Linked DNA regions of Homo sapiens: region 2 is linked to region 1. Evidence: chromatin loops called from intact Hi-C (ENCODE). Cell type or tissue: sigmoid colon. All regions are shown on one strand. Each heading gives the region's core, and the rest is flanking DNA. Links, peaks and the distances in the headings are about the cores only.

What was found. Hi-C counts contacts between places; a loop is a spot of excess contacts. Peaks named below come from ENCODE experiments on the same cell type or tissue, not always from the same donor. Only the 100,000 strongest peaks of a DNase experiment are listed, where the experiment ranks them.
Region 2: it touches region 1 in a loop (5-fold over the local background); 10 of 110 quality-filtered maps call a loop at or near these places.

The regions. Positions count from the first base shown.
Region 1 is chr1:222,755,846-222,761,226 of GRCh38, forward strand. LOC105372984 (a long non-coding RNA gene) reads right to left here. Exons shown (of 4, transcript XR_922641.3): 3 at 5,258-5,381. Among named protein-coding and RNA genes, the nearest start is that of FAM177B, 21 kb to the left of the region's middle. In sigmoid colon, for the core only: no CTCF peak of the experiment used is centred there; DNase peaks (open chromatin) are centred at 2,016 and 2,266.
Region 2 is chr1:223,081,697-223,087,077 of GRCh38, forward strand. No RefSeq gene overlaps it. Among named protein-coding and RNA genes, the nearest start is that of TLR5, 59 kb to the right of the region's middle. In sigmoid colon, for the core only: no CTCF peak of the experiment used is centred there; a DNase peak (open chromatin) is centred at 3,085.

The sequences.
Region 1 (5,381 bases), core at 155-5,154:
TTTGCAAATTCATGGATGCTAAACAAAATGTGGAGAAAACATATTGCCCTGCTCTATCTGGCAGCTTCCAAGATTCAATGATATATTGGGAAAGGAGTAACTCACTTCCCCTTCCAGCAACATGTAAGCCCTAGACTCCTGCCAGGCCAAAAATATCCCCGATTAAACAAATTATGTAGCAGAAAGTCTTTGAATTAATAAACCAAATTTGAATAATTATCTGGTTCTTGATGTTTTTAGTTATTTATTATGACCATACTTCATTGTGCGTAATGCAGGTAAATGAAAGTTAATTTTATTATTTCTCTTTCTAATGATGGATTCATATAAACCTTTACCTTCAGAGTGGAAATTCAGGGAGTCTCAAGTGATCAAAGAAGCTCTTTAGCAAATGCACACAGACAATCTTACCCCCCTTTATCTTCATACATACAAAATTCAAATGTCTTTCCCTGACTGGGCAGTCCTGCCAAGAATTGTTTGGGTCTTTTTCATCTTTGTTGGTGAGGTGGTCCTTCAATTATCTGTAAATGTTTCTATCCTCTGCCAAATTACACCACTTCCAAATGCAAGATATAATTATTTCCTCTACCTACAGCAAAATGAAGCCAAGTACACCTTGAATCATTTTCATTCTCAGGTATCTTATATAGGTTTGCCAAGAGCCGGGAAACACAATGGTCAGCTTTTTAGGCAAAAGTGTTGAAAGCTCTTTAGGGAAAATCTTCTCTGTAAGTTTTCATTTAAGTTGGGAACCAGAGGGGAGTGTCATGGTTCTATCAATCTGAGTTTAATTTGGGTGGGAAGTATTTTTACTGGGAAAAAGAAAATGAAGGGCCCCCAACAAATTACTCAAAAGGAAGTGGATATTATTTTCCTGGAACATTTACTTAATCTGTCATCTTCAAGCCTGCCCTCAGGCTTGACTGGCTGTATAAATCAGGACAAAGTGGCAGAAACAAAATTCTCTTCAGAATTGAGTGAATTTCTGTAGAAAACGTGTCCCAAGGTAAGCATTTTATGATGGTCTTTGGTGTCTTGGGGAAAAAATTTGTTTCAGTGACAGAGCAAGATGACCCCAAGAGTAAGATGACCCCAAGAGCAAGACAGCTCCCAAGAATGTGGTGATGGTGGGAAAACCTACTTCTTTCTCTTCAAATTGTAAGAAGGTAGTTCTTGAAACTTTGTATATAAAATTATTAATGCCAATTTTAAGGAACTGATCAAAATATCAACTTTTGCCTCATTGGCTGATGTGATGGCTAGTTTCATATGTCAACTTGGCTAGGCTCTAGTATCCAGTTACTTAATGAAATATTAAGCTAGGTGTTGCTATAGAGGTATTTCATAGTTAACATCTACAATCAGTTGACTTTAAGTAAAGGAGACGATGCTAGATAATATGGGTGGGGCCCCATCCAGGTAGTTGAAGTCCTTTAAGAGCAAAACCCTGAAGAGAAAGAAATTCTGCCTCAAGACTATATCATCAGCCGGGCATGATAGTTCATGCCTGTAATCTCAGTACTTTGGGAAGTCAAGGCAGGAGGATTGGTTGAGCCCAGGAGTTCGAGACTAGCCTGTGCAACACAGCAAGACCCCATCTCTACAGTCAGAAATTAGCCTGGCGTGGTAGCATGAATCTGTTAGTCCCAGCTACTCGGGAGGCTGAGGCGGGAGGATTATTGGAGCCCAAGAGATTCAGGCTGCAGTGAACCATGGTGGTGCCACTGCGTTTCAGCCAGGGTGATAGAACAAAACCCTGTCTCAACAAAAACAAAAACAAACCAAAAAGAACCCCTACAGCTTCAAGTTTTACATGAGTTTCCAGCCCGCTGGCGTGCCCTACAGATTTCAGACTTGCCAGCCCCCATAAGGATGTAAGCCAATCCCTTGAAATAAATCTCCTTGATTCTGTTTCTCTAGAGAACTCTGACTGATAAAGCTGTTACCCAACATGCATTTAGGAAGTTACGACTACCATATTTAGTTAACTATCACGTGGGCCAGTTGGCCAATATTACCATCATGCGGTGTGCAGGACAGCTGTCTTCTCTGCTTCATCTTAGTTCACACAGTCCAGATTTAAACATGCTTACACTCTCACATTCTTGCACAAAAACCTTTCAAATGACGTTTAACATCTTAATATTTACAAAGAAGTACCTGGGCCTGTGTTCACTCTTTCTACAGATTAATGGCAATCACGTAGAACTGCGTAACTGAGAACTAAAACCTTTCCATCCAGCTGGCTGTGGGACAGCGAGTGGATAAAAGACAGGCCCAGCAGTTCCCACAAGAGGCAGAACGTGAATGCCTGGAATCTGAGAAGGGAACTTGGAGATTAAAGGAAAAGCATAGTGAGTATTCAAGAGCCAGGAAGCCTAGATTTTAACTCCAGGGTCTCTAGTCATTAGCTGGGGGGCCATACTCAGGCCAAGTTTCAGACTTGTCCTCAAAATGAGGATAATAAAAGCCAGCATCCCTACAAAAGGTGAGAATTAATTGAGATCCTGTATGTGAAAGCATTAATCAAAGCTCTATACCAATGGCACATCAGTGTTACCTTATCTCCTTTGGTCTCTTCAACCCCTATCAATAATATCCAGAAATAGAAAACTGGACAATGAGAACATGTGCTAAAGACTATTTCTATGCCCTTCTCTGCATTAATTCCCATAGGAGGTGTGATTTTATGGAAAACAAAATATGTTATATTCACTCCCTCCACCCCATGTTTATACAGTTATAATGGTTCAATTTAGTCCCTATCTATGGAGAAACATGTCATTGTGTGGGAAACATATATAATAATATACTCTTCACCATATAATAAGCTCTTCACCAACTTTCGGGGTTTGAGAGAGCTTCTTGTCTGGGGTGGAAGTGAGGGAAGAGGGCAGGATGGGGCAAATGGAGTCTTAAACCCTTCAGCTGATAGTAGTTTAGGAAAGAGACACCGATCATCATCTTCATAGCAATTAGAAACCTAGAGAGGTGGGAAGAACTCTGGATAATAAGTCATGAAAATTAGATTCTAGTCCTGACTCTGCTACTAAAAAGTTACACGACGTTAGAAAAATTTACTATCCATGGGTCTGGTTTTCTAATTTATGAAATGAGGCAGTTTGGACTAAATTAGCTTTACCTAAAGTATGTTCCTCTGAATATTAATAATTTTTTTGTTTTGTTTTGTTTTGTTTTTTTGAGACAGGGCCTCGCTTTGTTGCCCAGGCTGGAGGGCAGTGGCACAAAAATGGCTCACTGCAGCCTCAAGCTCCTAGGCTTAAGCCATCCTCCCACCTCAGCTTCCCAAGTAGTTGGGACTACAGGTGCATGCCACCATGCCCCTCTAATTTTTTTTTTGAGACAAGATTTTGCCATGTTGCCCAGGCTGGTCTTGAACTCCTGGGCTCAAGTGATCCACCTGACTTGGCCTCCCAAAGTGCTGGGATTACAGGCATGAGCCACTGCAGCAGCCAAATAAGTTTTATATTAAAAAGGAGGATCTGAGAAACTTAATTTTTTGGAGGAATTTGGTTAAACAAAACAAAACAAAAAAGTATCATTGCCACAGAGTTTTTCAGGGTATTAATAAACTAATGTGCCTCATTAAGCTCCAAAAGACAGATAGTCGCAGCCACTTGGGAGGCCGAGGTGGGAAAATCACTTGAGCCCTGGAGTTCCAGGCTTCCGTGAGCCATGTTCCTGCCACTGCACTCCAGCCTGGGTGGCAAAGGGAAGCCCTGTCTCAAAAAACAAAACAAAACAAAAATACACAGTATACAATATTTCCCAATGTATGTGGTCATAAAATCACTTGTGCAAGGAGGATTTCCAGAAGTAGCAGTCTGAGGAACTTACTTTGAGAAACATTAACCTAGAAAATCTATAAAGTGCCTTTTAATTCTAATGTTCTTATTCTATAAAGCTGGGATGGTGCCAAGAAAGTGGACATTTGCCAGTTGTATGAATGACGTGCTAGAGTAGAAAATAGTTTTTATTTTACCAGCATCTCCTTTAAACTTTCTCCTCTTTTAATGGCGTCACTATTCTTGCTGTCAGCCAAGCTGGAAACTTCAGTACTTTAGGGGCCACTTTGACTCTTGGCCATCAATCTGTCCATTGCTAAATCCTGACAATTCATCCTTTATGGTGTCTCTGAAACTCATTTCTATGTCACTAATCCTGTTTCCGGGCTTTACTGATGGACCTGTGTTTTGATTGTTGTTTTGCTGGTGGAAACACTGAAAATTTCTCTAGCAAAGACAGGAAAAGTCTCCTTCTCTCTGCCGGTCTATTCTTTACCTTCACACCAGAGGTTTTTCTTGCAAACCATGAATCTAATCAGATTACTCCTCTTCTCAAATATTTTCAAACGTCCTACAGTGTCACAGAATAAAATTTTAAATTCTTCAAAGTCAGTCAATGTCCAGGCCTAACTTTCCTTTCTTATCTCTATAAGCCAAGCTCCCTGCTCCTTAAAGATATCTTATTTCATGCTTTTTCATCTCTTTTCACATAATTTTCTGTCCTTGAGATTCCTCCCCCTTATCTTTTATTAAAACACTTGTCTCCAATAAAACATTTGTATCACTCAAGACCCAGCTCTAATGCGACCTCTTCTTTGAAACCTTCCCTTGCACCCTTATTTAGATGTGAGCTCTCCCCTCTCTGTACTTGGCTAGTACCTATCTCATCTAATGTGCCCCCTCCTGGTATTATGATGATCTATAAAGTCATGCTAATCATTCTTCAGATAATAAATTTATTGAACACAGGGGTATAGGGAATGACTGGACTAGGCACAAAAACTGCAGCCAGTTCAATCATCTCTGATCTCATTCATTCAGTCATTCAACAACTATTTATTATGTGCTAGGTACTGGGGAACATAAACATGGTTAAGACCTTACCATCAATCCCTTGGTTGCCCTAGTCCGGTTCCTAGTCCTCTCCTTCAGGAGAGGCCCCATTGCAGGTCCATCCCAAATCACTCACATCTTCTTGAGCCAGTTCACAGTTCACAGTTACTCTGTTCAAACAGTAACGGCACAAGCCCCAAATGCCACTGTTGAATGTCCTTTTTGTCCAGGTGGTAAGTGTTCTCTCATTTGAGATCCTTAATGTTTCTTAAAAACTCAACATTAAAAGACACCTGTCCTTTGATCAAATCTCCAAAGCCTCATTTTCAGATTCATCCTATTAAGGCTCTGGAACAAGCCTGCACCAAACCCTCCACAAACCCTGATGCACTTACTTGAGTATTATTTACTGTAACCTTCATGAATGTGCAATAAACACACAGAAGTTCCCAAGGCTGAAGGCTGGAAAGACATGGCAGGATGATAAATAAGCTTTGATGATGATTTCAATGGATGGTA
Region 2 (5,381 bases), core at 299-5,298, 330 kb after region 1:
CCGGCCCCAAAGTAGACTGTCCAGTTCCCTGGGAGATACTGCGAAATCTGCTTCATGTTTCCATTCGTAGACAGGAAAAAAAAAAGCCCGCCCCAAAAGCCTGAGCTTCCATTAGGATTACCTTGCCTGGGGTCCCAGAGTGACCATAAAACACCATTTCCCACCCTCCCTGCCCCATTGGTTTGTCAGAATACTGCTTCCACTAAGAGGTACCATCGTTTAAGATTCTTAGAATATTCTACCTAAAAGGCCTGAATATTCTCATATTCATGTGTGGCCTTAGAATGAATATCCAGCCTGAAAGGAGATGGTGAAGTATGCCTGCCTCATAGGGAAACTGAGGCTCAGCAAGGCTCCGTGGAAGAGGGGAAACCTTACCCTCTGAGTGCTCCATAATGGAGTCTATGGAATAAACTGACAGCAGGCGGATTAGCAGGAGGAAGGGTGACCACATTTATTATGCACATGGATGCATCATGGGAAAGAAAAGTGAATATCTCCAAACCAATGAGAGACCTAGAAGCTTATGCGCCTGACTCACCGCGGAGGCAGGAGAGGGGATGGAGGTGCCATGGGGAGAATGAATGATTTGGGGAAAGATGAATGGGCCCTTGGGAGAATATGGGTAGCCTATGACAAAGTTGGCCTGGGCATGGCATCAACCTTCAGTCCCCTCTGCTGTGATGCGAGTCTCCCCTGGCTCATGAATTTCCTGGGGAGGGGGATTCATGATAATTGAGGTCCCTTTGGAGGGTCCGTCTTTAGGCAGACAAAGGCAGCTCAGAGCAAGCCTCCGCCTGCATCCTGTGCTGCCCAGTGCCTTCGGTTCAAGGTAGCTGGCATACCGTGTTTGGGTGGCACTTCCCGAACTCCTTCAGCCCAGTCCCTTGACTTTAAGCCCAGTGCTCTTTCCACTGCTGTCCACGGTGTGTGGCCCTCCCCCCGTGCAGGTGTGTGACTGGGCACCCGCAGAGGGACACCAGGCCACAGGGAAAACAGAGAGAGGCAGACCCAGATAATGCCAAGATGTGCACAGAGCTGAGTGCTGTAGAAGGAGCTGCAGGCATGGGATGGAGGGTGTGACACCAAGTGGTACCACCCACAGGACACATCTGCTGCGAAGATACTCAGACTGAAGTCTGGGTCCCAGAGAAATGACTCTTTATAGCACCTGGAAAGGCTACCCTGCTGCCTGCAGTCTCTGTGGAACAAAGAAGAAATGAATATTGCAATGCATGTCACACGTAAATTCAGCATCTAGCCCTGTTTGTACTTGACCTGGCCTGGCCACCTTGTTACCTTATGCTCCTCATCACAAACTCCTCCCCAGAGCCAGGCTGCTGGCCTCCCTGAATATCCTGCTTTCGCGCCTTTGCTTTTGCTGCTTCCCCTTCCCGGAGCACCTGCCATGCCCCCCTCACACCTTAGCATGTGAGTCGAAGCTTCCTGTACACAGCCAGGGGCTCCTGGAGGGGTGTGTTAGCTTCCTACAGCAGCTGTAACAAAGTCTTACAGACCGGGAGGCTTACACAGCAGAAACCTGTGGCCTCACAATTCTGGAGGCTGCAAGTCCGAGATCTAGATGTTGGCAGGTTGATTCGTTTTGTGGGCTGTGAGGGAGAATCTGTTGCAGGCCCCTCTGCTTGGCTGGTAGTCGACCATCTTCATGTGTCTTCATGCATCATTCTGTGTGTGTGGCTGTCTCCACGTTTCTCTTTTTTATAAGGACACTATTCATTTTGGATGAGTAATGGCCTCATTTTAACTTGATTACCTTTCTAAAGCCTTATCTTCAAATGAGGTGCTATTCTAAGGAACATGGGACGTCAGCAAATGACTTTTGTAGTAGACACAATTCCACCCACAATACCTGGTTCTGGCCTGGCCAGCCACTGCTGAACCGATGGAATGCTAAAGGGAATGGGATTTCGAAGTGAAAGATGGCTTGGAAGTTTGGAGAACATGAGGAGGAGGTCTCGGGGGTGTTGGGGGTGGATGAGCCCATTGCTGTGGGAGCAGAGAGGTCAGAGCATGTAGTGGAAAGGGGTTTGGGGTAAGCTTTTGCTGTTTCGGTTGTGAGAAAAACTTTCTTCCATCTCCTTGGGAAAGCGTTAGCAAGGAGTACATTACTAATCCTTAGACTGGAGTGAGATATGTGTTGGGTCAGGGGCAACGTGAGGACGTCCGGCACTACGGAAGGGCCAGGGGGAGCCCCAGTGGATCTAAATCTTTCTTACCCTTCCAGGACTAACTCACGTCCTTCTTCCTGGCACGTCTGAGCTTGCGTTATTCTGGCAGAAAACAAACTAAATTACAGTAAATATATCACACACATTATTTCCAGCGCCACTTCATTAGCCGGTGCTGTTTTGTAGGGCTAATTAACTGTGGCGCGTATGTTTGTCTTCTCCAGTTGATGCTGGTGCACGTGTATAGTCTGAGGTTTGTTTTTCCCCAGCCTCACCCCCATGGTGCCTAATACACCACATCGTGCACAGCAGGCGCTTGGAGCACGCCTGTAAACTGAAGGCTGCTTGGGATGCCCATCACGTTCCCTTATGCCAGCCTTAGCACAGCGTCGGGGTCGCCCACACCCAAGGCTCCCCCTGTACCTGTGGAAGGGCTAGAATGGAGACAAAAGGCGTGCCCCATACATTGTACTTCCTCAGTTTTGGAGAGGCTCACCCTAAGGTCCTCTGCAGATATTCCCGTTCTCAACAACGTTGGCCACACCCCTGGAGGCTTTGGAAGTTACTAGAAGGGCCCGAGTTTGACAAGGCCTTCTGCTGCTCTCTCTGACCTTAGGCCCTCAGGAAAGAAGGCGGAGGCATTTGGCACTGTAGTGGATGGAAACCAGGCTGCTCCGAGTGGCTGTTTTCTTTCGACGCCAAAGAAATGGAATTTGCCTGAGAGTCTCAGAGCGTCTCTTCCCACTTAATAAATTCTGTTTGAAATGGATGATAATGGCTTCAGGGACAATGTGTTCGAGATGGATTGTAACGGGAGATTAGGGAACAACAGGTTCACAACCCCCAGACCTGACGCTGCAGGCTTTTAGTCAGGGCCCTTCTGGGAGGACAAGCAGCTGGTCTAGGTGGAGGGAGAATTTGGAAAGAATCCAGGGCTGGAGCAGGGCCACATCATGAACTGAGGATGCAGAGGAGATCTGAGGCCAGAAGATGTTTCAAAGGTAGGGAAGGGCAGTGGGGAGAGTGCTGGGGAGGGGCCTCTTTGAGGCTGTTCCAGGAGATCAGCTCTTGCCAGGAGCTGGACTTTGAACTTGGGTCCCGTGATTATAAAATCCAGTGGGCCAGAAACCAATGATAATGATTATGGCCCCTTGCTACATTGGGATTTGGTGCTGCTGAATGCTCTGGCCTCAGAGGACCCCGTGACTTTGGGGTGCTGTCAAAGAAAAAATTATTCGTGATACTTGTTATAGATGGTAAGGCAGACTCTATTCACTGGGGGAATCACAGTAGCTCTCGGGACCACTGCAGTGGGGTCTTGCAGTGGGGAGAGAGACTGAACTCAACTGAGTCCAACAGGGACAAGTGAGGATTCATAGCCCAGGAGCAGAGTGGGTGTCCGTGGATGGAAAATTACTAAGAGGAGGCATTTTTGCTAGACTGACAACAGAATTCTTGCTGCAGGCAGGCCAGGCTGAGAAGATACCCAGGGTGATTAGATTCCAAGGGTGGGGAATTGTTGCTAAACTGACAATAGGATTCTTGCTCAAACTGGATTCTACAAAGACAGAGCGTGAAGCCCAAAGTCATACCTAGTTGAGCAGAGGACTCAGAGGAGCCTAAAGGTTTGGTCAAACGCAAGAGTCTTTGTCAGTGCCCGTATTCAAACCAGGTCAGGGGGAGCCCTGCTGTTGGCTTGCTGGGAGAGAGAACCAGCCCCCGACACACTCACATCATTGGGAATGTGTAAATACTTATGCAATGTGGATTACTATGTGTTTTACACATTACATATTCATGTGGCATATAATGGAAGCTCCCCCAAGAACCAGCAGAGAATGTATGGGAGCACAGGAGAGTGATTTAGATAGAGTAGCTGTCATCATTGTCACCATCATCATCACCCCCATTTTACAGATGAGGGAATTGAGGCCCGAAGAAGCTGGGGGTTGCCTGAAACATAAGAAATAAATGGCAGAGGCAGACCCTGTGGCTCACTCAGGTGCCTCTACTACTGTTATTATTACATGCAGGAATTGCTTATTGAACACATACTTGTGCCAGCTCTCACCATAGCCCTGCAAAGAAGAACCTGAAACTGGAAGAAATAACTTGCAATAGCAGGAATTTTCAGAGCTGGATGTTGAACTTGGGTCCTGTGATTCCAAATCCCATGCTCTGTTGACTTCCTGGCCCTTTGTCTCCTCAAGGTGTGTAGCTCACTCCAAATCCTATGCATATGGGGAAGTCTCCTCTAGCCCCACAGTTGGCATGGACCTAGCACATCCCTTATAGATAAGCCAAGTCAAGTCTAACTTTTTCTTGTGAGGTTGTTGGCATCACAGTTTGTCCTTGGGGATAGCTGAGCCTTTTTTTTTTAGAGCTGTCCTTTGACAGTCCCGCTCTGTCGCTCAGGCTGGAGTGCAGTGGCGCGATCTCGGCTCACTGCAACCTTTGCCTCGCAGGTTCAAGTGATTCTTGTGCCTCAGTCTCCTGAGTAGCTGGACTACCAGTACGTGCCACCACACTTGGCTAATTTTTTCTTTTTTTTCTTTTTATTTTTGAGATAGAGTCTCACTCTGTGGCCAGGTTGGAGTGCAGTGGTGCGATCTTGGCTCACTGTAACCTCTGCCTCCTGGATTCAAACAATTCTCCTGCCTCAGCCTCCTGAGTAGCTGGGACTACAGGCGTGTGCCACCACGCCTGGCTAATTTTTGTATTTTTAGTACAGACGGGATTTCACCATGTTGGCCAGGATGGTCTCGATCTCTTGACTTCATGATCCAATTGCTTCAGCCTCCCAAAGTGCTGGGATTACAGGCATGAGCCACCACACCCGGCCTAATTTTTGTATTTTCAGTAGAGACGGGGTTTCGCCATGTTGGCCAGCCTGGTCTCGAACTCCTGGCCTCAAGTGATCCACCCACCTCAGCCTCCCAAAGTGCTAGGTTTATGGGTGTGAGCCACTGCACCTGGCACACTGAGCCATTTTTTAATGGGAGATCTGCTGTGTTTGAGTTTTAAGGTGCACTGTGGGGAATGAGATCTTCTGTTCTCCTTACTTACTCCTCTCACAGGCTTGATATTCAGCTCCCCAATGCCTGGAATTGTACTATCTCTGTCTTCGAATGCAGATTTAAATACCCACATCAATCCTGAAAAAGTATTGCAATTGTCTCCAGAGTCAGTGAA